Regions from separate parts of the Homo sapiens genome. Here region 2 is linked to region 1. A link is a contact called in ENCODE Hi-C or POLR2A ChIA-PET data. All regions are on one chromosome and are shown on one strand. The core of a region is the stretch at or near the end of the contact, and the rest is flanking DNA. Distances in the headings are between cores, read along the strand shown.

Region 1 (5,010 bases), core at 904-3,403:
AACTCAGGCAATCAGCCCCAGAGTCTGACCTCTGCCCCTCCTCCTATTCTGCCTCTCAGTAGCTCTTACTGATCATAGTTCATTTTTCCCCCAGCCAGACTGAAACAGCTACAACCCTTGGCCACAGTCCCTGAAACGGTGCTAGACTCACTCACATTCTCATTGAGGGATTTCTAAATGGATGTACATTAGTGCCAGCAAGCCCCTACCCCAGAACTGAACACGTTCCTAAGAGCCAGTGTGCATGCTTGTGCAGGTGGCCTGCTGACTCCAGCCTGGCCGAGCCGGGAGGACAGACATTATTTGCAAAATATGTAAAAAGCTTCAAGAGAATCATTCTACTCCAGACCACTAGAGTAGGGCAAGCACTGAGGACTGGTGGCCAACAGGGATGTCTGAAGTACCGACATAAACACCCCCAAAAAGCCAAAGGTAAAATTACTTTGCTAGATGGAGAAGTACAAATTTGGATTTCAAGATGGTTTTAATTCCGGGCTCTGGGAGTTTTGGGGACTGAGTTGAGTGAAAGAGAGAGAGAAATGATTTAGAACCACAGAGTTTTTATGGGCGGTGGGGTCTCTTTCAGCCTGAGCAGACAGATTGAGAAATCTGTAAACAACCAAGGAGCAAGCCCAGAGATAGAGAGCATGGTCTAACAGGCAGAGGGATAATAGCACTCAAGTCAAGGGAGGCCCTGAGCCACAAGAAAATGATTCAGGGCATAACAGACTGAGCCTGGGTGCTTTATATCTGAACAAAAGCATTCCACGTACATGCAAAAGTGACTTCCGAAAAAGAACAGGTTTTTCTAACTGGCCCTTCTAGCCTATAAATTTTGTTTCAACTTTGGCCTCTGGGGCAACCCAAAGTCAAACACCCTTTCTTGTATAAGGCTACCCATGCCACTATCTGCTGCCCAGGGCATGCTTCAGACCTTTATCTTGAAGCCACATTGCCCTGTAAGAGCCCATCTTAGAAAGGCAGTGGGGGGCATTCAATATTAAGCAGAATATTGATGATTCTTGGCTGCCAACTGTCTGAAAGTGTGTTTTCTGTCAGCTCCAGCCAGTGTGTCATTCTGAAAAAGCAAAGAACGCCGAGGGCAGTGACTTCATGACCTTAGGCCATGGATGCTGGAAGAAATGCAGAGGTGGGCAGATAAATTTATCATCCTTAATGGGCTACCTAATTCCTTGGGGAAAAAATGAAGGAGCCACCAGTGACATGCCCCAGGCAGCAGATGGCAGCGTGGGCAGCCTTTTACAAGGGAGGGTGTCTGAGTTTGGGTTGCCCCAGAAGCCGACCCCAAAACAAAGAAATGAATGCAAATAGTTTATTTGAGAAATGCAAGAAACACTGGTAGCGGAGTAGGAAAATGAGACAGGTAACGAAAGGGAGCCAGTCAAAGGTGCATTATCAAGTTGGCTGGCACGGTGGGCAACTGGAGTTTAATCCCACTGGGGAAACTAGGAACTAGAGAGACCAGTGCTTCTCAAGCTGTCTGGGGAAAGTACCAGGTTGTCTGCTGTTGTTATCAATCCATTATAAGTGGATACTTTTGTAAAAATACAATTAAAATGTCACAGCAATGTCAAATTGCTATAAACGTTCGTAAACGCCAACTTTCCATTTGTGTATGTACCTTGAAATGTACAAGCAATAAACATTTCACAGCTTGTCAAGGGCCTGGAGACCACACTTCAAGTAGCACTGGTGGAGAACGCACAACCTTATCCAAGTTATCTCATTCATGGAGCTGGGCTGTTTATACACTAGCTTGCAATAGTCATGTAATTCTTTCATGTGCACGGGCAGTGTGGTGGTCCACAGTTTCTAGAAAGCCATCAGGCAAAGAGACACACACACTGGCAGTTAGGAGTCAGCCTGAACAGGCTGAGGGAACAGGGCGGGGCACCGACAGCATATAGAGGCGCCCACCCTGTCGGTGTCCTTATCTTGCCCCTGTTAGCAACACTCTAGGACTTAAGATGAGGGCAAGGCAGAGGCCAGATGAGTGTATCCTGAAAGCTGGGAGATCTGGAGCCCAAATTCAGGACTTCCCTATGGCTAGTTGTAAAAGGAGGGGGAATATTGGGTGGATTCTACTTTAGCTGCCTGGCCTAGCATCAGAATTCAGCTCTTATAAAAACAGCTAAGCCACTGTTAAAAGAAAACCAAAACCAAAACCATCCCAGCACCCGGTCAGCATTGATAACAAACACAGAGGGGCTTTTTTGCCTGACCGCAGTGCAGGTTGTTGTTTGGTTTGCTCCTGCCTGGAGCTTGTGCTTCACAGGCTTCTTTTGCAGGCTTGTTTTCCAGGGGACCTGGCAGCTATTTCTGACTGTGCGATAAACTCATGGCCTGCAAGATGGAGGCAGGAGGTGACTGCAGTCTCGGTGAAGGGGATTAAGGGATTGAAAAGTTTATCTGGGCTGCCCAGCAGCCCTCGGGAAGACAGACCAGCCTGGTCTCTCTACAGTCACCATCACTAGGGCTGACTGCCATTTTCAGGGCTCAAGAGAAGATGGGGATAAGAGTAATATTAAAATAATGACGATATCTGGAATGGACACCTTCAGACTCCACCTGGGCAGTGACTTTGGGCTGGGTCCTTTACATGCACTATTTCATGGTCCCAGGAACAGTTCTGAGGAGTGTGTTACAGTGACTAGAAGTGACATCACCCATGTCACACTGCTTGGGTCTGGATGCCAGATCTCCCATCTCAGAGCTGAGTGATTTAATGTGCTTCAGTTTCCTCATCTGAGGTTCTACCTCTCTCCTTGAGTTGTTGCTGTATTAAATGTGCTAATCTCTGTGACATGCTTAGAGTAAGGTGAGGCATGGAGTTAGTATCCAGCACTCATGCAGTCCTCAGTCCCAGGCCCTGTGGGGAAGTGACCAGTAGCAGGTTGGCTGGGCCCCCTGCTGCTGAAACACAATTTTACTGCTGTCATGCTGATGGTAGCCAAAGAAAGGAATGTGATTAAGACTTTCCATTTTCTGCTGTTGGCACTCTGTACTGCTACTCCTTCTAAGGCTACCTGGGAAATGTATGACTACAGCCTTGAAGGCCACTAGGGTTTTCACCTCAGGGAACAGACCCCTGGGTTGTGGTCATTTCCTTAACCTCCTTGAGTGATGTTTCTCCCCGACTGTCCTCACATGCAGTTAGCTGTATAGGGTGCCCAAGAGGATGATGGGGTGCAAACCACTCCCAGATTAGGTATGATAAAGGTTAAAAGGCTCACAAATCTGCCTTATCCAGTCCAGAATGACACAAAATCCAGGACTTTGTAATCATTTCCAGTTTCCTAATTAGTTCACCCTTCTTTCCAGCCATGATTCAGGTTGCCAGAGAAAATACAAGATGCCCAGGTAAATTTGGATTTCCAATAAACAATGATTTTTTAGTATAAATATGCCCAAACAACAATTTTTAGTGTAAGTATGCCCCCAATATTGCACAGAACTTACACTAAAAATGTATCTGTTGTTTATCTAAAATTCACATGTAAATGGGAGTCCTGTATTTATTTGTACATCTGGCAGCCCTTGTCCAAGGTCGCAGAAGCATCTCTCAGTATCATCAGAAAAACCTGGTGTCCCCTTCTGCATCAGGTTAGGTATCTCATAAAGGACTTAGATGCAGGTGGTTTGACTGGGAGGTGATCCCAGGAAGCACAGCAAGGAATCAGGGAAGTGAGGCAGGGAAGTGAGGGAAGCAAATAAAAGAGGTGTTAATGAGGACATTACCCCTGTGGGCAGCTGGGGCTCAATCCCTCCAGAGAATCTTCCAGAAACCCAGTGCAACATGCCTTAGAATTGTCCCGTCTGGGGACAGGGAGACTGGGTATTTACCTACTGTATTAGTCCATCAGGCTGCCATAACAAATACCAAAGAAATGGATGGGTTGAAAAACAGGTGTTTATTTCTCACAGTTCTGGGAGCTAGAAGTCCAAGAACAAGATGCCACAGATTCGGTTGTTAGTGAGAGCTCTCTTCCTGGCTTGCAGACAGCTGCAATCTCGCTGTGTCCTCACATGACAGAAAGAGAGAGAACTCTGTCTCATTTCTTCCTCTTCGTATAGGGATATTAGTACCATCATGGGGACCCCCATTCCCATGACCTCATCTAAATCTAATCATCTCTCAAAGACCCCACCTCCAAATACTATCACACTGGAGGTTAAGGCTTTGACATATAAATTTCAGAGGGACACAAACATTCAATCCACAACATCTACCAACTCTCATCCCCCATGTTTCAGGGTTGCCCTGGGGACATTAACTCCCCCTGTACCTCTGAGTTGCACTTGTGCTCAACTGAGCATGTCCAGGGCAGAGAAGCAGGGAGATGTGGTCACTGGAGCTGAAAGGCTGTTAGGGGACTGGAAACCATGAACCACAACTGGAGGTAAGCAGCCCAGCATCTGAGCCCAGAGAATCAACTGTGGGCCATCTAGAACACCTGCTTCATTTTCCTTCACCTCAGGCTGACCCCTCAATCATAGGAGGATAGAAGGGCTTGCCCAGTTGGCCTCCCACAGTTATTGCCAAGATCGGATGAGATTGTGTGAAAGAGTGTTACAAACTACAAGGCACTACAGAAATTGAAGGTAGAGTAAGCATTATTTAGTTAAGAAAGAAAAGGAGAAGAGGAAGCGAGGAGATGTGAGGAAAGGAAGAGAGGATGAAGGACGAGAAAGAAGAAGAGGAAGGGAGGAAGAAAGGAGGAAGAAAGGAAGGAAAGAGAAAGGAAAGGAGAGAAAAATACACTGGTCACTAACAGCATAGATTATGACCCAAGAAAATTAATGTTATGTACTCAACAAATTGTTATCAGGCACATCACTGTTCCAGGCCTTCTTCTAGGTATTAAAAATTCAGTTGTGAACCAACTGCCCCAATTTCTTGCCCTCACGGAGCCTACATTCTAGTGGGGGAGTAAAATATATAGCAAGGTTGTAAAGAGCTATGAATAGCAACAAATCAAGGAAGGTTGC
Region 2 (4,687 bases), core at 1,863-4,362, 830 kb after region 1:
AGGGAGATTGGGGTTTACCAGCCATGTGCCCTTGGATGTGTTCTTTAACCTCTCTGAACCTTAGTTTCCTTATCTGCAAAATGTAGGCATGGTGGCAGGCACACAGCCTCCCTTCCAACCTCGTCCTATGGTGCCCCCATGGTCTGCAGAGACTGGAAGGCTAAAAACTGGATTTCCCAGACACCTTTGCAGCTGGGACTGTGGATGAGAATTCAGTTTCACCAGTTAGATGCAATCGTGTGAAGTCTGGCTGTACCTGCTAGAGGTGTGTGTGTGTGTGTGTGTGTGTGTGTGTGTGTGTGTGTAACAACATTCTAGTGTTTGCTCAGTTACCGGCTTTGTGGGTGTTGAGAGGGGTTGTGGTGGCAGTGGCTTCCTGATCCTTGGATCGCAGCTATGGTAGTGCACTCTGGAAATCTACATTTCTAGAGGCAGGCTCCCTCACGCCTCACCTTCCTGATGGTGGCAGAGATGGCAGTAGTCTTGGCAGACCAGTTCAGTGGTGTTGTTTTGGGAGTCCAGAGACTGCTCCTCCTGCACCCTTCCAATAATTTTGTCAGCACCTAATTTCCTGTGTTAAATCTCTTCTTGCTTAAAATAGCTGGAGAGGTTCTCTCTTCCCTGCAATTGAACTCCAACTGCTGTCAGGGTAACCCCCATTTGCTCATTGATGGAATGAAATGAGATGGTAAAGCCCTTTATGTATGCTAGGTGTTTTTCTTTTTCTTTTTTCTTTTTGAGGCGGAGTCTCGCTCTGTCGCCCAGGCTGGAGTGCAGTGGCACTATCTCGGCTCACTGCAAGCTCCACCTCCTGGGTTTAGGCCATTCTCCTGCCTCAGCCTCCCGAGTAGCTGGGACTACAAGCGCCCACCACCACGCCCGGCTAATTTTTTGTATTTTTAGTAGAGACTGGGTTTCACTGTACTAGCCAGGATGGTCTCAATCTCCTGACCTCGTGATCTGCCCGCCTCGGCCTCCCAAAGTGCTGGGATTACAGGCGTGAGCCACGGCGCCCGGTCTGCTAGGTGTTTTACAAAAACGGGTCTCTTTTTTCAGAGGTGACTAAATGTGATAGAAACCCTGTGACAAGCCACCCTAATTTGTACAAGCTCTCAGCCAGTTGTTTTACATACAGTTGTTGGGGCAGGAAACAACCTGAAAGAATTCAGATTGAGTGGGTCGCCTGCTTTCAAAGGCTCATCAGGTCCTTGTACTTATTCAGGGGGAGTTCTGCCTCCCTGCCTACCATTAGAGCAATGACTGGCACCACAGGCATGGCACAGGCAGCTGGGAAAGGTGACAGGCTTCCTGGTGTGAGCCCAGAAGGTCAGCTGCCAGAGATCCTCCCCCGTCTGTGACTGTGCTCCACCATGATCGTTACTAGTTCGTGTTGAAGTGCACTGTTTAGGCTGGGCGTGGTAGCTCATGCCTGTAATCCCAGTACTTTGGGAGGCCGAGGTGGGTGGATCACTTGAGGTCAGGAGTTCCAGACCAGCCTGGCCAACATGGTGAAACCCCGTCTCTACTAAAAATACAAAAATTAGCTGGGTGCGATGGCTCACACCTATAATCCCAGCACTTTAGGAGGCAGAGGCAGGCAGATTACTTGAGGCCAAGAGTTCGAGACCAGCCTGGCCAACATGGTGAAACCCTGTCTATACTAAAAATACAAAAATTAGCAGGGGTGGTGTCATGCGCCTGTAGTCCCAGCTACTCAGAAGGCTGAGGCAAGAGAATTGCTTGAACCCGGCAGGCGGAGGTTGCAGGGATTGCGCCACTGTACTCCAGCCTGGGCAACAGAGCGAGACTCCGTCCCCGCCCCCCCCAAAAAAATTTAGCTGGGCGTGGTGGCGTGCACCTCTAATCTCAGCTACTTGGGAGGCTGAGGCAGGAGAATCGCTTAAACTCGGGAAGCGGAAGTTGCAGTGAGCAGAGATGGTGCCACTGCACTCCAGCCTGGGTGACAAAGCAAGACTCTGTCTCAAAAAAAAAAAAAAAAAAGCACGTTGTTTAATTCCTGACTCCTCCCCCAGTTAATCTCCACTTGATATTTACAAAACCTTCCCTTCCCCTCCCATGAAGAACAGGCTGACAAAGGATCTTGCTTTCTGTGGTGAAGAATGTTCTCATGGCCATGGCATTGGCCGCCTGAGTTAAGAGTTTCGAGAGAAAACAACTGAGAGGATGTAAATTGTACAGGGACAGGTTGCTTGGGGAGAAGTTCAAAAGACAAGGCTGGGCTTGGAGGACTGGGCCACCCGTGCAGAAGGGCGCTGGGTGCCGTGAAAGGAGAGGAACAGAACTGGAGAAAGGGTGTGAAAGTAAAGGGGGGATCTTGGAAAGCCCCCCCCACCCTGTTCAGTGGACAGAATGCTTCTCTCCCCTCATAGATCCAACTCCCTCATCTTCCCATCTCACCCTCTTGCTGTCATTCGATTTTCTGCCACAAAATGGGGACCCTCTGTGGAGTGAGGAACCAGGCAGGTGGCCCAGGGGGCCGCCAAGCTGGGTGGAAGCTGGTCTGGGGTTGGCTGCCAGAACAATCCAGGCTCCACTCCAGCCCATCAGGGGGCTTGAGGCTGGGTGGGTGAGATAAACTGTTTCAGTGGTTTTCAGGAGCCCTAATCAATTGCGAGGCAGAGCAAAGCCCTCTGCGGACAGATAAAGCCAGTCCTGCGTCGGTGCCCAGTTGGAGTTTGTGTGGTTTGAACTTTTGTGTGGTTTGGACAAGTTCGCCGGGTTTTGCTGGGGCGGTTTATTCTGTTTCCAAACTGCAGTAGAGGGAGGCAAACGGCCCTTGGACCCTACAAGCCACTCCTGAAATACGATAGGTGGCCTGTCCTCTCTCCCGCATGGTCCCAAAGGCTCAGGGAAGAGAGGCAGGGCAGGTGCGGGCCATACCCCGCCCTCCTGGTTCCCGCCGGTGGCTCCGGGTGTAGACATTTCTAGAAACGCTCCCCTGCCCAAGGCTGGCTAGACCTTCGCGTTGGGGAGCTGAGCTGCTGCAGGTTTGATTGTCTTCCCCTGCTTCCAAACTAGAAAGACGAATGCCCACTTTCGGATTCCATCTTCTGCCGCGGACGCATCCGGGACGCGCAGCCGCCCGGCGCAGAGGAAGCCCGGGACGCTGGGGACACCGCCTGGAGCCTCCGCGCATAGCACCGGGGCGTTTTTTCCTTCCAGCTGGAGGCTTCCCATTTAACCTCTAAGGTGCCAGAAGATCCGGATCCCTCGCGGGCAGGCCTTTGGCTGGCTCCGGGCTAGGCTGGGACCCCAGATCCCAGTGCCGCTGGCGAGCACTCGGCGTGCAGATGTCTGGGGGGCTGTGCGCGGGAGAGGAAGTCTGCCCAACGAGGTGGACGGACACTGGGCCCGCGGGGACCCATCTGACAACGCCCGGTCCCCAGGGAAGCCTGTGCGAGCCTGCGGGGGACCAGGGCAAAATAGAATCAGGAACATGTGTTGTTTGGGAGGGAAGCTGGGGCGCATGGCATGTCTCAATAGTGCTGGCACCCTCCAGGGACCTTCCTGCTTCCACAGAAGGTGGGGACGGGGAGGCGAGCATGGAGAGAGAGAAAGGGAAGTGGGAAGAAATTGGTCACGGAGGAAGCTATTTTTATGCTTTGCTACAGCTGCGTGCGTTTCTCTGACCAACTAGGCAGCGAAAATTAGACCGGCTCCGGCTGAAAACAGGCCCTAAACTTCACGGGGGTTGGGGGTAGTGGGACACGCGCAGGAAAGGGAAGGAGAGGGGGAAATCCCCATGGATCTGGCAAACCCCAGTGTCCCGGAAGCTGTCAATGCGCAGAGAACAAGCTCCCCTGCCCTCCCCGACTCCAGATGCCTCAACCTTCACCTTGGATGTCAGAGGCATCCTTTCCCCTCTGTGTGACATCTTGGGCATGACACAGCCAAGACTGAGGGTTAGTTCATCAGTGTCTTCTGCTTTTAGGCCTCAGAGGACTTATCCTTTTTGGCAGGGGACCAGACCTCCTGGGTGGCCTCCATCACCACTAAGTCACTTGGGCACCTGGAGAAATGGCAAAGGTCCCAAACAGGAAACCAAGATTGGGAAGTGAGGGCCCTAGAATTAGAATCTTTTGGGGTCTATGATTGTCTAGGTCAGCAGTTCCCAAAGTGTGGTCTGAGGATCCCTGTGGTTCCCTGAGCCCTTTTCAGACTGTCCTTTTCTAACTGCAAAGCTCCATTAGGCTGGATTTTCTTCAACCAAAACAATGTATCACAACGCATTGGATGCCCAAGCCCCTATGAGGAAGCAGCTGTTTTCAATTAAGCCAGATATTAAAGAGGTTTGCAAAAATGTAAAAACGATGCCACTTTTCTCCCTAAACTTTTTTGTTTGTTTTGGAAAATACGGTTATTTTTTAATAAAATTGTGCTATCGATGTTACCATGTATTTTATCCATTGCTGTGTAACAAGTTACCCCCAAAACTTAGTGGCTGAAAACAACAGACATTTATTATCTCACACAGTTTCTGTGGGTCAGGAATCTGGGAGCAGCTTAGCTGGGTGGTTCTGGCTCAGGGTCTCTTAGGAGACTAATCAGGGTGTGTTCCAGGGGTAGGAGCATCTCAAAGCTCAGCCGGGGAAAGATCCACCTCCAGACTCACTCATGTGGCTGCTGGCAGGCCTGGGTTTCTTGCCACGAGGCCCTCTCCACAGGG

Evidence for each region. A loop is a pair of places that touch in the nucleus more often than their neighbours do. ChIA-PET counts read pairs that join two places held with the same protein, here RNA polymerase II (POLR2A). Pooled maps may share reads with other maps.
Region 2: a loop to region 1 is called in a pooled map, with 5 times the contacts of the local background. The contact joins two enhancer-like sites. A Hi-C loop is called at or near these places in 6 of 50 pooled maps. POLR2A ChIA-PET finds 5 or more read pairs at or near these places in 3 of 52 experiments (WTC11 and activated T-cell).

Annotation. Positions count from the first base shown.
Region 1 is chrX:39,438,163-39,443,172 of GRCh38, forward strand. No RefSeq gene overlaps it. Among named protein-coding and RNA genes, the nearest start is that of LINC01283, 5.8 kb to the left of the region's middle. RefSeq lists enhancers at 2,111-2,390, 2,481-2,530. Within about 2 kb of position 2,154, at least 4 of the 41 ENCODE cell types and tissues checked have a DNase peak (open chromatin) inside an H3K27ac peak, as active enhancers do.
Region 2 is chrX:40,264,064-40,268,750 of GRCh38, forward strand. All of the region lies in intron 1 of LINC03099 (long intergenic non-protein coding RNA 3099), which reads left to right. Among named protein-coding and RNA genes, the nearest start is that of LINC03099, 3.5 kb to the left of the region's middle. RefSeq lists enhancers at 3,768-3,867, 3,898-3,947. Within about 2 kb of position 3,113, at least 26 of the 41 ENCODE cell types and tissues checked have a DNase peak (open chromatin) inside an H3K27ac peak, as active enhancers do.